Linked DNA regions of Homo sapiens: region 1 is linked to region 2. Evidence: read pairs that join two places in POLR2A ChIA-PET (ENCODE). Cell type or tissue: OCI-LY7. All regions are shown on one strand. Each heading gives the region's core, and the rest is flanking DNA. Links, peaks and the distances in the headings are about the cores only. Region 1 has its middle 68 kb from the start of ALOX12. Region 2 has its middle 22 kb from the start of TEKT1.

The links. ChIA-PET counts read pairs that join two places held together with the same protein. Peaks named below come from ENCODE experiments on the same cell type or tissue, not always from the same donor. Only the 100,000 strongest peaks of a DNase experiment are listed, where the experiment ranks them.
Region 1: POLR2A ChIA-PET joins it to region 2 with 5 read pairs; 5 of 35 experiments call an interaction of 5 or more read pairs at or near these places.

The regions. Positions count from the first base shown.
Region 1 is chr17:6,923,882-6,932,968 of GRCh38, reverse strand. It overlaps the pseudogene SPICP3. Among named protein-coding and RNA genes, the nearest start is that of ALOX12, 68 kb to the left of the region's middle. In OCI-LY7, for the core only: no CTCF peak of the experiment used is centred there; no DNase peak of the experiment used is centred there.
Region 2 is chr17:6,848,851-6,857,937 of GRCh38, reverse strand. It overlaps the pseudogene ALOX12P2. Among named protein-coding and RNA genes, the nearest start is that of TEKT1, 22 kb to the right of the region's middle. RefSeq lists an enhancer at 2,961-4,160. In OCI-LY7, for the core only: CTCF peaks have their summits at 3,842 and 4,044; DNase peaks (open chromatin) are centred at 3,687, 4,057 and 4,317; H3K4me3 peaks cover 3,874 bases; H3K27ac peaks cover 3,207 bases.

The DNA of each region.
Region 1 (9,087 bases), core at 773-8,772, 75 kb before region 2:
CTGCTTTTACTTCTCTTGGGTACATATTTAGGAGTGGAATTGCTAGGTCATGTGATAATTCTGTGTTTATTGAAGAATCACCAAACTGTTTTCCACAGTGGTTGTACCATTTTTCATCCCCACCAGCAATGTATGAAGGTTCCAATTTCTCCACAGCTTTACCAACATTTATTCTCTATTTTTAAGAAATGGCTATCCTAGTGGGTGTAAAATGGTATATCTCATTGTGCTTTTGACTTGCCTTTCTCTAATGACTAATGACATTGAATATCTTTTTGTGTGCTTTTTGGCCATTTATATATCTTCAGAGAAATGTCTATTCAAGTCTTTTGTCCCTTTTTAAATTGGGTTGTGTTTTGTTGTTGAGTTGGATTTTTAAAGCTTTAAATTGCAGAAAACACTAGCTTACACAAAAAATGATTTTCTTTTTTTTGAGGAGGAGGCTTACACAGCTGGAAGGTAAAAGGAGTGATTTGTTTAGTTCCAGGAATTCTAACAATGTGAGGAGGGCTCTGTGTCCTCTTTACATCTGTCAGCTGTGATTTCCTCAAATTCGTTGCAGAGGTTTCTTTTACTACAGAGTGGCAAGGCGACCTTCAGTAGCACCACATCCATCTCATTCCTGACCGACAGTGGAAAGAAATCTTCCTAATACCTTCCATTTTAAAGGAATAACATTAGGAGAAATATCTAACGTAGATGACGGGTTGATGGGTGCAGCAAACCACCATGGGACGTGTATACCTATGTTAACAAACCTGCACGTTCTCCACATATATCCCAGAACTTAATGTATAATAAAAAATTACTTTTATATTTATTTATTTATTTATTTAGAGACAGGGTCTTGCTCTGTTGCCCAGGCTGGAGTATAGTGGTGCAATCACAGCTCACCACAGCCTTGACCACCCAGGCTCAAGTGATCCACCCACCTCAGCCTCCTGAGTAGCTGGGACTGCAGGTGTGCATCACCATGCCTGGCTAATTTTTTTTTTTTTTTTTTTTTTTTTAAGATGGAGTCTCGCTCTGTCACCCAGGCTGGAGTGCAGTGGCGAGATCTCAGCTCACTGTAAGCTCCGCCTCCCGGGTTCACACCATTCTCCTGCCTCAGCCTACCGAGTAGCTAGGATTACAGGCGCCCACCACCATGCCCAGCTAACTTTTTTGTATTTTTAGTAGAGACGGGTTTCACCATATTAGCCAGGATGGTCTCGATCTCCTGACCTCATGATCCGTCCGCCTCGGCCTCCAGCTAATTTTTTTGTTTTTCATAGAGACAAGGTCTCCCTATGTTGCCCAGTCTGGTCTTGAACTCCTGGGCTCAAGCAATCCTCCCACCTCAGCCTCCCAAAATGTTGGAATTACAGGTGTGAGCCACTACACCCACTCTCTAATACCTTTCAGAAAATGTCCAGGGAGAACCTAGTTTAGATTTCATGTCCAGATCTTAAATGATCATGGTAGCCGATGTTATGGGTAGCATAATTTGCTGAGTCTAGGTCATGTACCCACTGATGTCGTCATGGTGGCAAGTCAGTGTTGGCCCTGTCCTAACCACAGGGAAGGGGTTCTCTACAGAAAAGTAGAGTTTAGATCTGAGAAGGTAGTTGAGAATGAGTGCCGTATAGTGAATAATAGTAGATTTTTACCCCATTTTACCCCTTTGTCTTTGGTTGTATATATATTCACATACCATTCTAATTATACATATAGTTTCAAAAATGCCTCTGCTTCTCCAAACACAACTATACTTTATATATATTTTCAAAAACAGTTCTACCTCCTTCTTCCAAAGATAAATATCTGTGTTTTGTGTCCTCCATGGCCACCCCTAAGAGAGGTGCAAGGAGGATTTCATTCCTGGGAATTACCTACTTTAATAGCCTGGGTATTTACTGAAGGACTGAAGAATTACAGGCACCTATTTCCAGGCTTGGCATTTTTAAGCAGTATTTAAAACCTCAGTTGACATTTGATGATTCTGTGGCATAATAACCACATCCAGAGATCTTGTCTAAACCTGGACCTTGACTCTTGATCCTCATCTTGTGGTTTCTATTTCTTGCCAATAATCTATTCTGGCTTTTCCCCATCTCCCAAAATAATGCTTTCACTTTGCTGTCTGCTTTGAACAATGTGAAAGACTTGAAGGGGAAAATGAAGCTAAATAATGTGGCATTTCCCCCAAGATTATAACCTACTGGATGCATTTTTATAAGGGATATGATGCTTTTGTCTGGCAAAGAATACCTAGAATATAATATTTGAGAGAGAATCAGACTTCCCAAATTTTCTGGCTCATCCAAGACCCAATATTTTATTTATTCATTTAATCATTTTTTCAACAATTTAAAAAATTGATGGATAATAAGTTACATAGTTTCAGGGCACACATGATAACTTAATACATTCATATAATTTGTATACATCACATCAGTGTACTTGGGATATCCATCACCTTAATATTTGTCTTTATCCTAGAAATGTTTGAATTTTTCTCTTCTAATTTGAAATGTACAGTATGTTTTTGTAAACTATAGTCACCCTACTCATCTGTTGAACACTGGAGCTTATTTCTTCTCTCAACTTTATATTTGTATTGATTTATCAACTTCTTTGAATCCCCTACTTCTGCTACCCTTGCTGGCTTCTGGTAACCACCAATCTACTCTCTACCTTCATGAGATCCACTTTTTCTTAGCTTCCACATATGAGTGAGAACACGTAGTATTTGTCTCTTTGTGTCACTTAACATAATGACTTCTAGTTTTATTTATGTTGCTGCAAATGACAGGATTTTATTCCTTTTTACAGATGAATAATATTCCATTGTGTATATATACCACGTTTTCTTTAGCCATTCATTCGTTGATGGGCACTTAGATCGATTCCATATTTTGGCTATTGTGAATAGTGCTGCAATAAACATGGGCGTGCAGATAGCTCTTTGATATATTCATTTCCTTTCTTTTGGAGATATACCCAGGAGTGGGATTCCTGGATCATATGGTAGCACAATTTTTAGTTTTTTGAGGAACCTCCAAGCTATTCTGTGTAGTAGCTGTACTAATTTCCATTCCCACCAACAGTGTACAAGGGTTCCCTTTCTTCCACATCCTCGCTAGCCTGCGTTATTGCCTGTCTTCTTGATAAAAGCCATTTTAACTGGGGCGAGATGATATCTCATTGATTTGCATTTCTCTAATAATTTGTGATGTTGAATATTTTTTATATGCCTGTTGGCCATTTGTATGGCTTCTTTTGAGAAATGTCTACTCAGATCTATTGCCCATTTTTAAATTGGATTATGTTGTTTTTGTTTGTTTGTTTGTTTTTGCTATTGAGTTGTTTGAGCTCCCCATACCTTCTGGTTATTAACCCCGTCTCAGGTGGTTAGTTATATTTTCTGCCATTCTGTGGGTTTTCTCTTCACTTTATTGATTATTTCCTTTGCTATGCAGAAGTTTTTAGCTTGAAATAATCCCATTTGTCTATTTTTACTTTGTTTGCCTATGCTTTTGAGATCTGACATAAAAAAATCTTCACCCAGACCAATGTCCTGGAGTGATTCCTCAATGTTTTCTTCTAGTAGTTTCATGGTTTGAGGATTTAGATTTAATCTTTAATCAATTTTGATTTGCTTTTTGTATATGGTAAGAGAGAAGGATCCAGTTTCATTCTTCTGCATATAGTTATCTAGTTTTCTTGGCACCATTTATTGAAAAGCCTATCCTTCCCCCCATTATATGTTCTTGGTACCTTTGTTGAAGATGAGCTGGCCGTAAATGTGTGGATTTACATCTGCGTTCTCTATTCTGTCCCATTGGTCTATTCTGTCTGTTTTTATGCCAGTGTCATACTGATTTGGTTACTATAGCTTTGTAGTAAAATTTGAAGTCAGGTAGTGTAATGCCTCCAGCTTTGTTCCTTTTGCTCAGATTGCTTTGGTTATTTGGGGTCTTTTGTGGTTCCATATATGTCTTAAGATTTTTTTCTATTTCTGTAGAGAATGTAATTGGATTGCATTTAATCTGTAAATTGCTTTGAGTAGTATTATAATTTAACCAATATTAAGTATTTCAGTTCGTGAATCTGGAATATCTTTTCATTTTGTTGTGTCCCTTTCAATTTCTTTCCCAATATTTTAGTATGGTATTTCTTTATCTCTTTGCTTTTGTCTTCACAAATTTTAGCTTAGGATGCAGAATTTGGCCTTTTCAAATTCTGACTCCCAGTCCTCAAGGATTGCAAGGTATGGGTATAAAGATTTTTCTAAAAAATGAAGTTTCATTATTCCCTCTCTGCTTTTAGATAGTATAGCTTGGACTGAACTTCTGCTTTTCTCATATAATATTATTTGAGGCCACAAGTAATGTTCAATATCTTGCTATTTTTCTTGGGGCTGAGTCCAAAGATTTAACAAATCATTGGATAGCCAGTTGCATTTCTACTGTATAACAAAACTTTTCAAATATTATTTAGGGATGGGAATAATTATCTCCTCTCTGTTTTGCACCCCACACTATCTCAGCTATTTTCATATGTTAGAGCCTGTTACTTAAATTATCTGATTCTTAGGTATAAATGACTCAGGACTTTTTCCTTTGCAGATGACAGAAACCCAACTCAAAACTGCTTTAACAAAATTAAAGTGGGTGGTGGGGAGTGCAGATGTGTGTTTCAGAGGAGGGAAGATTATCTCCACATCTACAAGTACATGCTAGATTGGGCACTGATGGACAGAATCATCAGTTTATTAGTGAAGCATAACTTGTGTGAACGAGACAAGCTGGCTCAAGCATTTGAAGATGCTTTTGAGGTACTGAGGCAACATTCAACTGGAGATCTTCAAAACTTACCTGGTTTTCATCAGTGATTGTACCCATGTCAGAGGAGATTCCAACTGCTATGGAATGTTGCTTACAGAGGAATCTATTTATAATTGGAGAACTTTAATAAATAATGCTGCAGACTTCTATTTTGAAGGAACCATTCATTGATCTTTGTGGAACATAACTGAAAGCCAGCTGGTGCAGTCTGCTGTTTTCCAGCAACAGGGAGGACAAGGCGGGAAGCTTCTCTGACTGTTTGAATAACTTCACAAATCTCAGTATAATCCCAAGATGGCATCTGCATTCAGTAAGTAGATAAAACCAAAGGCAGTTTCCAGTTTGTATCAAAAAATGAAGAAAAATTTGCCAAACTTTGAGGAATAAGAAAGGGCAATAGGAAGACCATGGTCTATCAGAAAATGGCCAGGGAACTGAGGAATTATGGAAAAACTCAGGAAATCAACAAAATCTGGAGAAAGCTCATTTACCAATGAGCTTCAGTGGGGCCATTCTCTGAAGATCTCTCCATCTTGTTTCTCTGAGAAAGAGATCGTCTACTCACAGTATGTTCAACTGATCAAGAACATCTCAGTTTAAGTAATTGGAATGCAAACTAAAATTTTACATATGCCAGTTACCATGAGCTTAGTCACCATGATTGCTAAATATACTCTCCCATTTCATCATCTTTTTTGGCATTAGAAATCCCTACAAGCTTCAGGATTTTTCTCTTAAAGCAAATACTGAAGATAAAAAAATTAGCTTCATTCAGGCTATCTTTTATCAAATAGCACATAATTTATACAGACTTGGTGGGAAATTCTGCCAGTGAACAACTTTGTTGTTTCAAATCATCAAGCCCCATTTGAAAGTATGGACTAAATATCCTTGCTTTTACTATTCTCTATGCAGCCACTTTCTTCTAGGTTAACAATGCCAGTGCAGATGATTTGATTTATGTATTAATTTAAACATTTTCCTGTCTTACACTCAGGTGAAAAATCATTTGGATATATATCTGATGGCTTTACAAAAATTATTTACAAAAAGTAATTGCATATAATACAGTGTTTATGCCAAAGTATGTTTATGTCTTAAAAACTTTAGTGGAAATGTGTATTCAGGTCCCTTGCTCATTTTCTAATTGGGTTTCTTGTTTTCTTAATATTGAGTTGTTGGAGCTCCTTCTGTATTTTGGATATTAATCCCTTGTCAGATGTATGGCTTGCAGCTGTTTTCTCCCAATCTGTGAGTTGTTTCTGCATGCTGTTGGTTGTTTCATTGGCTATGCAGAAGCTTTTTAGTTTGATGTAATCTGATTTGTCTATTTTTGCTTTTGTTGCCTGTGCTTTTGGGGTCACATCCAAAAAACCGTTGCCCAGAGAGTGTCATGTAGTTTTTCCTCCCTGTGTTTTCTTCCAGTAAGTTTAGAGTTTCTGGTATTACGTTTGAATCTTTAATTCATTTTAATTTGATTTTTAGTTCTATATATGGTGTGAGATAAGGGTCCAATTTTATTGTTCTGCAGGTGGAAATTTCATTTTCCCAACACTATTTATTGAAGGGACTGTCCTCTTCCTATTGCGTATTCTGGTACCTTTGTTGAAAATCAATTGACTGTATAGTAGTAGGTTAATTTCCAAGCTCTCTATTCCACTCCATTAGTCAATGTGTCTGTCTTTTTTTTTTTTTTTTTTTCCAATACCATGTTGTTTTGATTGCTATAGATTTGTAGTATACTTTGAAATCTGGTGGTGTGATACCTCCAGCTTTGTCCTTTTTGTTCATGATTGCCTTGGTTGTTTGAGGTTTTTGTTGTCCATATGAATTTTTGTTTTGTTTTGTTTTTTGAGATGGAGTCTCACTCTATGGCCCAAACTGGAGTGCAAGTGGTGCAATCAAGGCTCACTGCAACCTCCGCCTCCCAGCTTCAAGTGATTCTCGTCCCTCAGCCTCCCAAGTAGCTGGGATTACAGGTGAGTGCCACCATGCCTGGCTGATTTTTGTATTTTTAGCAGAGATGGGGTTTTACCATGTTGGCTAGGTTGGTCTCGAACTCCTGATCTCAGGTGATCCTCCCACCTCGGCCTCCCGAAGTGCTGAGATTCCAGGTGTAAGCCACCATGTCCAGCCCCATATGAAGTTTTGGATTTTTTTTTTATTTCTATGAAAAGTGATGTTGGGATATTCATAGGGATTGCATTGAATTTGTAGATCACTTTGGGTAGTATAACATTTTAGTAATATTAGTTCTTCTGAACCATGAACATGAAATATCTTTCCATTTATTTGTGTCTTATTCAGTTTATTTCATCAACACCTTATAGTTTTCGTTGTATAAGTCTTTTGTCTCCTTGGTTAAATCTATTGCCAATTTCTTTTTCTTGCTTAATTGCTCTGTCTAGAACTTCCAATTCCATGTTGAGTGGGCATTGTTGTCTTGTTCCAGATCTTGGGGGAAAGGCTTTCAGTTATTCACTGCTGAGTCACTGTTAGCTGTCAGCATCTCTGGATAGCTTTTATTGTTGAGCTACCTTTCTTGTATACCTAATTTGGTGATTGTTTTTATGGTTAAGGGATGTTGAATTTTGTCAATTTTTTTCTGCTTCTGATGAGATAATCATATGATTTTTGTCATTTATTCTGTTAATGTGGCATATCATTTATTGACTTGCATATGTTGAACCCTCCTTGCATTCCAGAGATAAAGACATTTCTCAAAAGAATACATATAAATGGCTAACAGATATAATGAAAAATACTCGATATTGCTAATCATTAGGGAAATGCAAATTAAAGCCATAATGAGACATCATCTCATACTGGTCAGAATGGCTTTTATCAAAAATATGAAAGATAAATGTTGTCAAGAATGTGGAGAAAAGGGAACAATTGTACAATGTTGGTGGGAATATAAATTAGTATAGTCAATATGGAAAACAGTATGGAGGTTCTTCAAAAAACTAAACATAAAATTGCCATATGATCTTGAAATCCCACTTCTGGGTATTTACCAAAAAGGTTTAAAATCAGTTTGTTGAAGAGATGTCTATACCCCATGTTCATTGCAGCACTATTCACAATAGCAAGTTACAGAATCAACTTAACTGTGCATCAACAAATGAGTGGATAAAGACAATGTTGCATACTTACAGAAAGGAATACTATGAAGCCTTAAAAAAGAAAGACATTCTCGGCCAGGCATGGTGGCTCACACCTGTAATCCTGGCAGTTTGGGAGGCCGAGATGGATGGATCAGTTGAGGTCAGGAGTTCGAGACCAGCCTGGCCAACATGGTGAAACCCCGTCTCTACTAAAAATATAAAAATTAGCTGGGCATGGTGGTGGGTGCCTGTAATCCCAGCTACTCAGGAGGCTGAGGCAGGAGAATCACTTGAACCGGGGAGGTGGAGGTTGCAGTGAGCCGAGCTCGCACCACTGCACTCCAGCCTGGGTGACAGAGTGAGACTCAGTCTCAAAAAACAAACAAACAAAAAAAACAAGAACAACAACAGAAAAGAAAGACATTCTGACATTTGTGACAACATAGATGGAATTAGAGAATATTATGCTAAGTGAATTAAGTCAGGTTCAGGAAAGCAAGTACTGCAGGTTCTCACATATATGTGGAATCTAAAACCCACAGAAGCAGAAGGTAGAATTGTGGTTACAGAGGCTGGGGGTTGTGGGGAAGGGAGAGATGGTGATCAAAGGGCATCAGATTTTAGTCAGACAGGAGGATTTTAAAAATACTTTTGAGTTCTATTGCACAGCATGGTGAATATAGTTAATAATAGAGTATTGTACATTTCAAAATTGCCAAGAGAGTAAATTTCAAATGTTCTCACCACAAAAATGTTAAGTATTTGAGGTACTGGATATGTTAACCAGCTTGATTTAGTTATTCCACATTGTATTCATAAATTGTAACATCACTTTGTATCCCATAAATTTAATTATAAATTATCAATTTACAATTTCAAAAATAAAGTAGGAAGGGGATTTATTGGCTCATAGAGCTAAGTCTGAGGTCAATAGGATTAAGGTGTGGCTGGATCAGATGTCATCAGTACTCTGCCTTCCTTTCTATTCCTTCTTATTCTTTTTTTTTTTTTTTTTTTTTTTTTTTTTTTTGAGAGAGAGTCTTGCTCTGTCACCCAGGCTGGAGTGCAATGGCTTGATCTTGGCTCACTGCAACTTCTGCCCCCTGGGCTCAAGTGATTCTCTTGCCTCACCTCTTGAGTAGCTGGGATTA
Region 2 (9,087 bases), core at 611-8,610:
ATAACCTAAAAAATACCATTCTGGACATACGACCTGGCAGAGATTTCATGATGAAGAAACCAAAAGCAATTGCAACAAAAACAAAAATTAACAAACTGACCTAATTAAACTAAAGCGCTTCTATACAGAAAAAAACCCCACAAACTATTAACCCAGTAAACATACGGCCTAGCAAACTATGCATCTGGCAAAAGTCTAATATCCAGACTCTATAAAGAACTTAAACAAATTAACACGCAAAAAACAACTCCATTAAAAAGTGGACAAAGGACATGAGCAGACACTTTTCAAAAGAAGACATACATAGGGCCAAAAGGCGTATGAAAAAAAGTTCAACATCACTAATCATCAGACAAATGCAAATCAAAACCACACTGAGGTACCATCTCATACCAGTCAGAACGGCTATTAATAAAACCGCAAAAAATAACAGCCGCTGGAGAAGTTGCACAGAAAAGGAAATGCTTATATACTGCTGGTGGGAGCGTAAATTAGTTCAGCCACTAGGGAAAACAGTTTGGCATTTTCTCAAAGTACTTAAAACAGGACTACCATTTAGCCCAGAAATCCCATTATTGGGTATATACCCAAAGGAACATAAATTGTTTTGCCCCAAAGACACGTGGACACATATGTTCACCTAGCACTATTCGTAACAGTAAAGACATGGAATCAACCTAAATGTCCATCAATGGTAGACTGGATAAAGAAAATGTGGTACGTATACATCATGGAATACTACATAGCCATTAAAAAAAAGGTCATGTCCTTTGCAGCAACATGGATGGGGCTGGAGGCCATTATCCTAAGCGAACTAATGCAGGAACAGAAAACTAAAGACTACGTGTTTTAACTTATAACTGGACACAAGGAAGGGAACAACAGACACTGAGGCGTACTTGAGGGTGGAGGGTGGGAGGAGAGTGGGGATCAAAACAAACTACCTATCAAGAAACCTGCTTATCACCTGGGTGACAAAATAATCTGTACACCAAACCTCTATGACACAAAATTTACCTACGTAACAAACCTGCATATGTACCCCTGAACCTAAATGTTTAATATTTTTAAAAATGCAAATTTAAAGGATTTGGTTTTCCTTTGTAATTGCATCGTCATGCAATACGTAGATGTCCACCTTCTTTGCTCCAGTACATTTGATAATTTATTGGCAGATACTCGATACCTTTTGGATGATCTGACTTAAAAGGGACATTGTTTTCAAGAGACAAAATATAATTTCACTATCCTTAGTTTTCCTATTTTCAGTTTCACTCTCTAAAACATGACATCTCCTGTAAGGGAAAAACTTTGTCTCCAGATGTATGAAAAGCATCCTTAATTACACTTTATCTAAAACAATGAGACAACTCCTGGACTTTCTCAGACTGGTTGGCTATTGTAGAATGTGGATTCCTTGTCTGAACCCCTAGAACGAGAATTAACCTCTATAACAGTATTGGATCCTTTTAAAAACCTCCCTTTCCTCTTCCCCCAGCTTGGGACTCCCCAACTACTCCTTGCCCTTCTGCCTATTCATTCATGAGAGAGAACATACTTTAGATGTCCTGTCTCAGAAATACAAAAGGAGCCTGAGGCCCATTGGATATTTTACCTTCTTGCTAGGCCCTATAGCTCAAGCCTTCCTTCCTTGCTTCTGAGTTGTCATGGCAACAGCAAATTTGATTCAAGCCACAGTTGATTTTGTGCTAGGTCATACTTCGCACACTTCTGTGCCCAAGTGGTTCACATCTTTGTCCTGACTGCGAACCCCCAACGTTTTTCAACCTCTAACCTTACCTCTTATGAGATCCTTTTGTTTGCTCCTTCTCACATTACTATTCACCATTACCAAAATCTTAACCTTGTTACCATTTCTCTCCCAACTGAAGTACAACCACCATGACTGTATTTCAGCCACCTAAGCTCTAACCTTTCCCCGTCCTGATCTTTCTGAAGTACCTCTTATAGATCCAGATCTCATTTTCTTTGTTGATAGTTCATACCTCTGACTTCAGAAAGAGGTTTCCAGGCTGAATATGCCATTGCATATATCCACAGTCCCATAACATATGAGGCTTTACCCAGTGCAAATTATATCAGATAGAATAATTTGTGGCTCTCACAAGAACCTACACTTTAGCTAAGAATCAAAGAGTTAACATCAACACAGATAACAGATATGTTTTTAGGGTATTACATGACTTTGACCTGTTGTGGAAAGCCAGGGAATTTGTGACTACTAGTTTAAAATGGGAAATGTGGGTAACCTCCTAGAGGCCTTATTATTACAAGAGCTGGCCATACTCAAGATAGAAGCTTATATGGGCAATAGACCCCTAAGGCAAGGGGAAGCTCAGCTGATAAGTATGCTAAGTAGCAGTTTATAAATCTGTCCCAGTCCCACTGTAATCAGACCAGATATTAAACCTACTCAGTTTGCCAATTTATCCTCTATTTGAGGACATTAAAATATCTCAGTTAAAGGCCCCTGAAGATGAAAAGGCTAATTGAAAACAAGGTGGATGTTTTACCCACCAAAAAGTCCAAAGATAGGCTTTGAAGACACTGAGAAGGCTACTTGGGCTCTCCTTCGTCCCTGACCTGAAGTTCAGTCTTCACAAAATTTTTCATCATGGGAAAATACTGACTCAATGCCTTCATCATCATTTGTGGGGAAACTTCACTCCTTACTTGGAATATCTGCCAACAACAGAATCCTGGAAAAGTTATAAAGGTAGAACGAGGAAGAGAGCCACCTCTAGCAGGACTCTTTCTCTATTGGCAAAGATATTTTATTCAACTTCCTAAGTCAGTGTTATTAATATGCCCTGGCCATTGTTTTTATGTTCACTTATTGACTAGAAGCTTTTCCACGTAAGAAGCCCACAGCTGCAACTGTTTGTTCTCTTAGAACAAATTTTCCCCTCCTGAGGAATTCTACTTGCCCTGTCAAGTGACCAGGGAACTCATCGCACCAGTAAAGTCATCCAAAAAAATCCAAGAGTTCTTCCTCTGTCCCCCAAATTACATGATCCTCACCATATCCAGTCATGCAGAATGATTGAACAAGCAAACAGACAAAACTAAAATTTTCAAAACGTTCTGAGGTGAGGCCAGGTGTGGTGGCTCATTCCTGTAATCCCAGAACTTTGGGAGGCTAAGGCAGGAGGATTACTTGAGACCAGCCTGGACAACTTAGTGAGACCGCATCTCTAGAGTAAAAATACATATTTATATTTTTAAAACTTTCAGAGAACTCAACCTTCCATGGCCCAAGGTCTTTCCCTTGGTCCTAATTGCTCTCTAGCCTTTCCTTGTTAGACCACACCTGCCCCCTCAAAAAACAATTACTAGCAGAACTATGAGAATTCCCTACTCTATAAGGGCAACAGAAGACTCCAGTGAAGTTAATTCAGACATGATTTCAGAATTCAACCTTGAATGCATGTCTCACAACTTAAAAAGTACAGGAGTTACTTACAATAAAAATCTACTTCACCTGGAGATCTTAAACCGGGGCTCTCCAGGATTATGGCTGCCTCTGCTGAGTCATGCAGGTTGTCAGAGAAGCAGGGGAAAGCCGGCAGTCACAGGCCTCCCCCAGATCCCACGCACACCGAAGGGCTGGTCTCACTCCCACCGTGTCCCCTGCAACACCTCTGAGTCTGTTTCCAGACAGAGGACGGGCTTGAAAACTTGCCCGAGGCTTTCCGCCTCCCACCTGTGAAAGAAAAGGGCTTTAGTTCTTCCCCCACCTGTGAAGTCTGCAAGCCAGATCCGCATCCTCCCCCAAGTTCCGGCCAGGAGGCTTCTCGCCCCACTCAAATTGTTACAAAATTCAGCTAGGGAAGTCCTTCTCCCGGTAGGGTTTTACCTCCTGCTCCTCTGGCCTCCCTCCTGATGAATCCCAGTGGTGCCAGGCAGGAATAGGCTACCTGGGGATTCAAAGAGCTCCCAGGGCCTCCCTGCTGCCTCCTCTGCCCCTGTATTTCGCTTGGTCCGGTTCTCTAACTTGACTCAGCTCCAGGTGAAGTCGGGAGCATCTCCCGGAAGCAGACCTTCAGCTTCTCCAGTAGGGGGTGTGTGTTCCGGAAAGGAGGGTCTCCCTTTCCCACTTCCGCAGTTGGGGCACTCACAGTATTTGGGGTGTCCCCCGGGTCCTGCAGGAGCAGTCTGCTTCTTTCAGAGGGTCTGTGGGCCCTCTCTCAAAATATTTTTTTAAATATTAAAAGCAGCTGCTGATAGGGTTTGTCCCCACCAAATACCATGTTAAAATTTGATCTCCAGCGTTCAAGGTGAGGCCCGGTGGGAAGTGTTTGGGTAATGAGGACAAATCCCTCCTCAATGGTTTGGTGCCTTCCCGTTGGTAATTAGTGAGTTCTTGTTCTATTACGTCACGTGAGAGCTGGGCTGGTTGTTTAAAAGAGCCTGGCATCTCTCTAGCTCACTTTCTCACCGTGTGACATGCCTGCTTCCCCTTCACCCTTCAACATGAGTAGAACCTTCCTGAGTCCCCTATCAGACATAGATACTAGTGACATGCTTCTTGTACAGTCTGCAGAATCATGAGCCAAACAAACCTCTCTTCTTTTTTTCTTTTTTTTTTTGAGATGGAGTCTCGCTCGGTAGCCAGGCTGCAGTGCAGTGATGCGATCTGGGCTCACTGCAACCTCCGCCTCCCAGGTCCAAGTGATTCTCCTGCCTCGGCCTCCGGAGTAGCTGGGACTACAGGCACGTGCCACCACGCCCAGCTAATTTTTTTATTTTTAGTAGAGACGAGTTTCACCATGTTGGCCAGGATGGTCTCAGTCTCTTGACCTCATGATCCGCCCGCCTCAGCCTCCCAAAGTGGGAGGCCCCTCTTTTCTTTATAAATTACCCAGCCTCAGGTATTCCTTTATATTAATAGTAATGCAAAACAGACTAACACAGATGGAGAAATGGATTCCAGCTTTACTTATTAGAAGCTATACCCTAAAATGCGTTGAGGGGGAATACCAGTAAGTACCAAGACAAAGAGCTCTCAGAGAACCCCCCAAAGATCCAAGCCTTGGAGTTACCCGTTTCCTAGAATACATGAAAGTGAGAAATACCAGGACTGGCTAAAAGTCTATATATGGAACAATGCCCAACCCACATACCCCACCTTGCACGGAAGATACACCTTTGTCAAGACCCTAGAGTTTTATTCTCTGGAGAAACTGAAATGAAGAGGGTCTGAACTTAGAGCATTAGGTACAGAGATCAGTTCGATTGGGGGATAACGTAAAATGGGGATAACGTCAAAGTCTGCAAAATGAACAGTGAAGCCCCATCCTTTTTCCCGCTCCCTGCCCCTAGAACATCAGGAGCCAGGTGTTGTTCTGAATTCAGGCAATTGGAAGAATAATCTATTAAAAAAAAATTCTGGGCCGGGCATGGTGGCGTAATCCCAGCACTTTGGGAGGCTGAGGTGGGCGGATCACAAGGTCAGGAGATCGAGACCATCCCGGCTAACATGGTGAAACCCCGCCTCTACTAAAAATACAAAAAAATTAGCCGGGCGTGGTGGCGGGCGCGCCTGTAATCCCAGCCACCTGGGAGGCTGAGGCAGGAGAATGGCGTGAACCCGGGAGGCGGAGCTTGTGGTGAGTAGAGATCTCGCAGCTGCACTCCAGCCTGGGCGACAGATCGAGACTCCAACTCGAAAAAAAAAAAAAAAAAAATTCTGAATTGCCCCAGAGAAAATATCTCCAAATATCAATATCTGGGGATGCCCCAATAATCACCACCAGACTACTCAGAAAAATTTACAAGCACCACTTGTACACATAGAGCTTCAGGTCTTTCTTTTTATAGCCAGTATTTTCCTGAGGATAGTTCTTGCTCTTGGTCCTTTACTAGTTGTTAACTTGAAACACTGTGAACATTTTCAATGAGCAAAGGCAATCTTTATTTCAGGAATAGTGTTTCTAAGTTTTCTGTGGATATATAGTGCCATTTGTTCTATCTTTCCTGGAGTATACTTTGCAGATGACTCTCAAATCTGTGTGTCTAGCATGGACCTTTCCCTCAGCCCTGCACATTCACACACAACATCTTTTTCTTGAGGTACCTCCAGCTAGTGAAATGCAAATTAAAAAAAAAAAATTAGTCACTGCTCTCCCTCTGACCCCTCATTATTACTGTCACCATATCATTTTCCTCATCTACACTGGTGTTTTGGGTAATATTATTCCCCTAGACATTCATCCTACAAATTTTCAGTCAATTCTGATTCTTCTAACTCTTCTTCATCCTTCCCTCACCACCAAGCCACTGATTCAGCGTTTATTGAATTCCCCACAGCTGTCTTTTCCTTGCCCTTCCCACTCACCTTTCCCTCATTATCATCTCCTATTTGGACTGCTGATGTACTGTCAGAATTGGCCTTCTCACTCCACTACTTTTCTTCAATCTTCAAACTTCTGCCAAGTTAATCTTTCAGATGACCAGCTCTGATCATCATCCTCCCATATCAGAAATCAACATTGGCTCCCTGCCATCACTGCAACCTAAAAATAAACAACAAACAAACAAACACCTTTCCAAATGCAGTGCATAGATTAATCTTCCTATACCTCCTTTTTAATGACAAAAAGTAATACATTTCTGGGAAGACAGTTTCAGTGGAGGCAGCATAGAATTTGGATCTTCCTGGATATCCACATAAAAACAGACAGAACTAGATAGCAAAATCAAATACTCATGAATCACATTTACAAAAAGCTAGACAAGTAATCCCTGCAAACTCCAAAACAGGACAAACCACCAACAGCCATAAGACCTATGTGTTATCCACATCTCACCTGTGCAAGAGAACTTGGAAGAAAACAACAGGACATATGACAAACCTGAAAATGGTAAAATTGTAGTAGGCCAATTTGGGAACAACAGCTGGAACTAGGAGGGAACATGCCCATTTGTTTTAGGCCATTCTCGCACTGCTGTAAAGAAATACCTGAGACTGGCTCATTTACAAGAAAAGAGGTTTAATTGGCTCATGGTTCTACCGGCTGTACAGGAAACATAGTGGCTTCTGCCTCTGGGAAGGCCTCAGGAAGCTTCCAATCATGGAAAAAGGCAAAGGGGGAGCAGGCACATCATATCCTGAAGGCAGGAGCAAGGAAGAGGGGGAGAAGGTGCCTGATATGGTTCGGATCTGTGTCCCCACCTAAATCTTGTGTCAAGTTGTAATTTTCAAATGTCAGAAATGGGACCTGGTTGGAGGTGATTGGCTCATGCGGGTGGATCCTTCGTGAATGGTTTAGCACTATCCGTTGGTACTGTTCTTATGATAGAGTTCTCATGAGATCTGGTTGCTTTAAAGTGTGTGGCACCTCTCCCCTCTCTCTCTCTTCCTCTGGCTCCAGCCATGTGGCTCTCCCTCCACCTTCCATCATGATTTTGTTTCCTGAGGCCTCCCAGAAGCCAAGTAGATGCCAGCATCATACTTCCTGTTCAGCCTGTGGAACCATGAGCCAATTAAATATTTTTTCTTTATAAATTACCCAGTCTCAGGTATTTCTTTATAGCAATGCAAGAACAGACTAAAACAGTGTCGCATACTTTTAAACGACCAGATGTCAGGAGAAGTCACCCACTAGCGCGAGAACAGCACCAAGGAGATGGTGATAAACCATTCATGAGAAATCTCCTCGACAATCCAGTCACCTCCCACCAGGCCCTACCTCCAACAATAGGGATTATAGTTTGATATGATATTTAGAGGGGACACAGATCCAAAGCCTATCACCACTGTAATAGCAAGTAGGTGCCAGGCACAGTTGATAAGATCTAAGGACCTACGGGAACTCCTGAAACTGGTCAGCCAAGGCTGTCTTCCAGGATGGAGCGGAACACTTCAGAGAAACCCTTGGAAAAACTCAACTGAAATAAATGAAAGAAAAGATCCAGAAAAGCACAGGGTGGGGAAACAAAGCCAGGAAATCTCCAAAAGCAGGCCATCATGTTTTTGAACATTACAAGAACAAAAATGGATGGGGATCCAAGAAGTTAGATGTGTTATCTGAACAAGCTTCTTTTTATTAACATGGAAAACAAAATTCACATAAAAATGGCAGTAGAAAAGTAGTGAAGTCAAATCCCATACAAAGTTACTATAAGAAAAGAGACAATAAAGGGCAAAATAATATCATTACACAAAACAAAAGCACAACGGAAAGATGAACAAAAACCAAAGCAAAGGATCAGAAAGAATACTAAAAGCTGTAATTCAAGAAAATGAGGGGGAACTTGGCAAGATAGCCAAATAGGAACAGCTCCGGTCTGCGGCTCCCAGCGAGACCTATGAGGAAGATGGGTGATTTTTGCATTTCCAACTGAGGTACCCAGTTCATCTCATTGGGACTGGTTAGACAGTGGGTGCAGCTCACGAAGGGTGAGCAGAAGCAGGGTGGGGCGTCGTCTCACCTGGGAAGTGCAAGGGGTCAGGAACTCCCTCCCGTAGCCAAGGGAAGCCATGAGGGACTGTGCCATGAAGGACTGTACTATTCAGCCCAGATACTATGCTTTTCCCACGGTTTTTGCAACCAGCAGACCAGGAGATTCTCTCAGGTGCCTACACCACAAGGGCCCTGGGTTTCAAGCATAAAAGTGGGTGGCCATTTGGGCAGACACTGAGCTAGCTGCAGGAGTTTTTTGTTGTTGTTGTTGTACCCCAGTGGCACCTGGAACCCCAGTGAGACAGAACCTTTCACTCCCCTGGAAAGGGGGCTGAAGCAAGGGAGCCAAGGTGGTCTTGCTCAGCGAGTCCCACCCCCCTGGAGACCAGCAAGCTAAGATCCACTGGCTTGAAACTCTTGCTGCCAGCACAGCAGTCTGAAGTCAACCTGAGATGCTCGAGCTTGGTATGGGGAGGGGCATCTGCCATTACTGAGGCTTGAGTAGGCGGTTTTCCCCTCACAGTGTAAACAAAGCCACCAGGAAGTTTGGACTGGGCAGAGCCCGCCACAGTGCAACAAAGCCGCTGTAGCCAGACTGCCTCTCTAGTTTCCTCCTCTCTGGGCAGGGCATCACTGAAAGAAAGGCAGCAGCTCCAGTCAG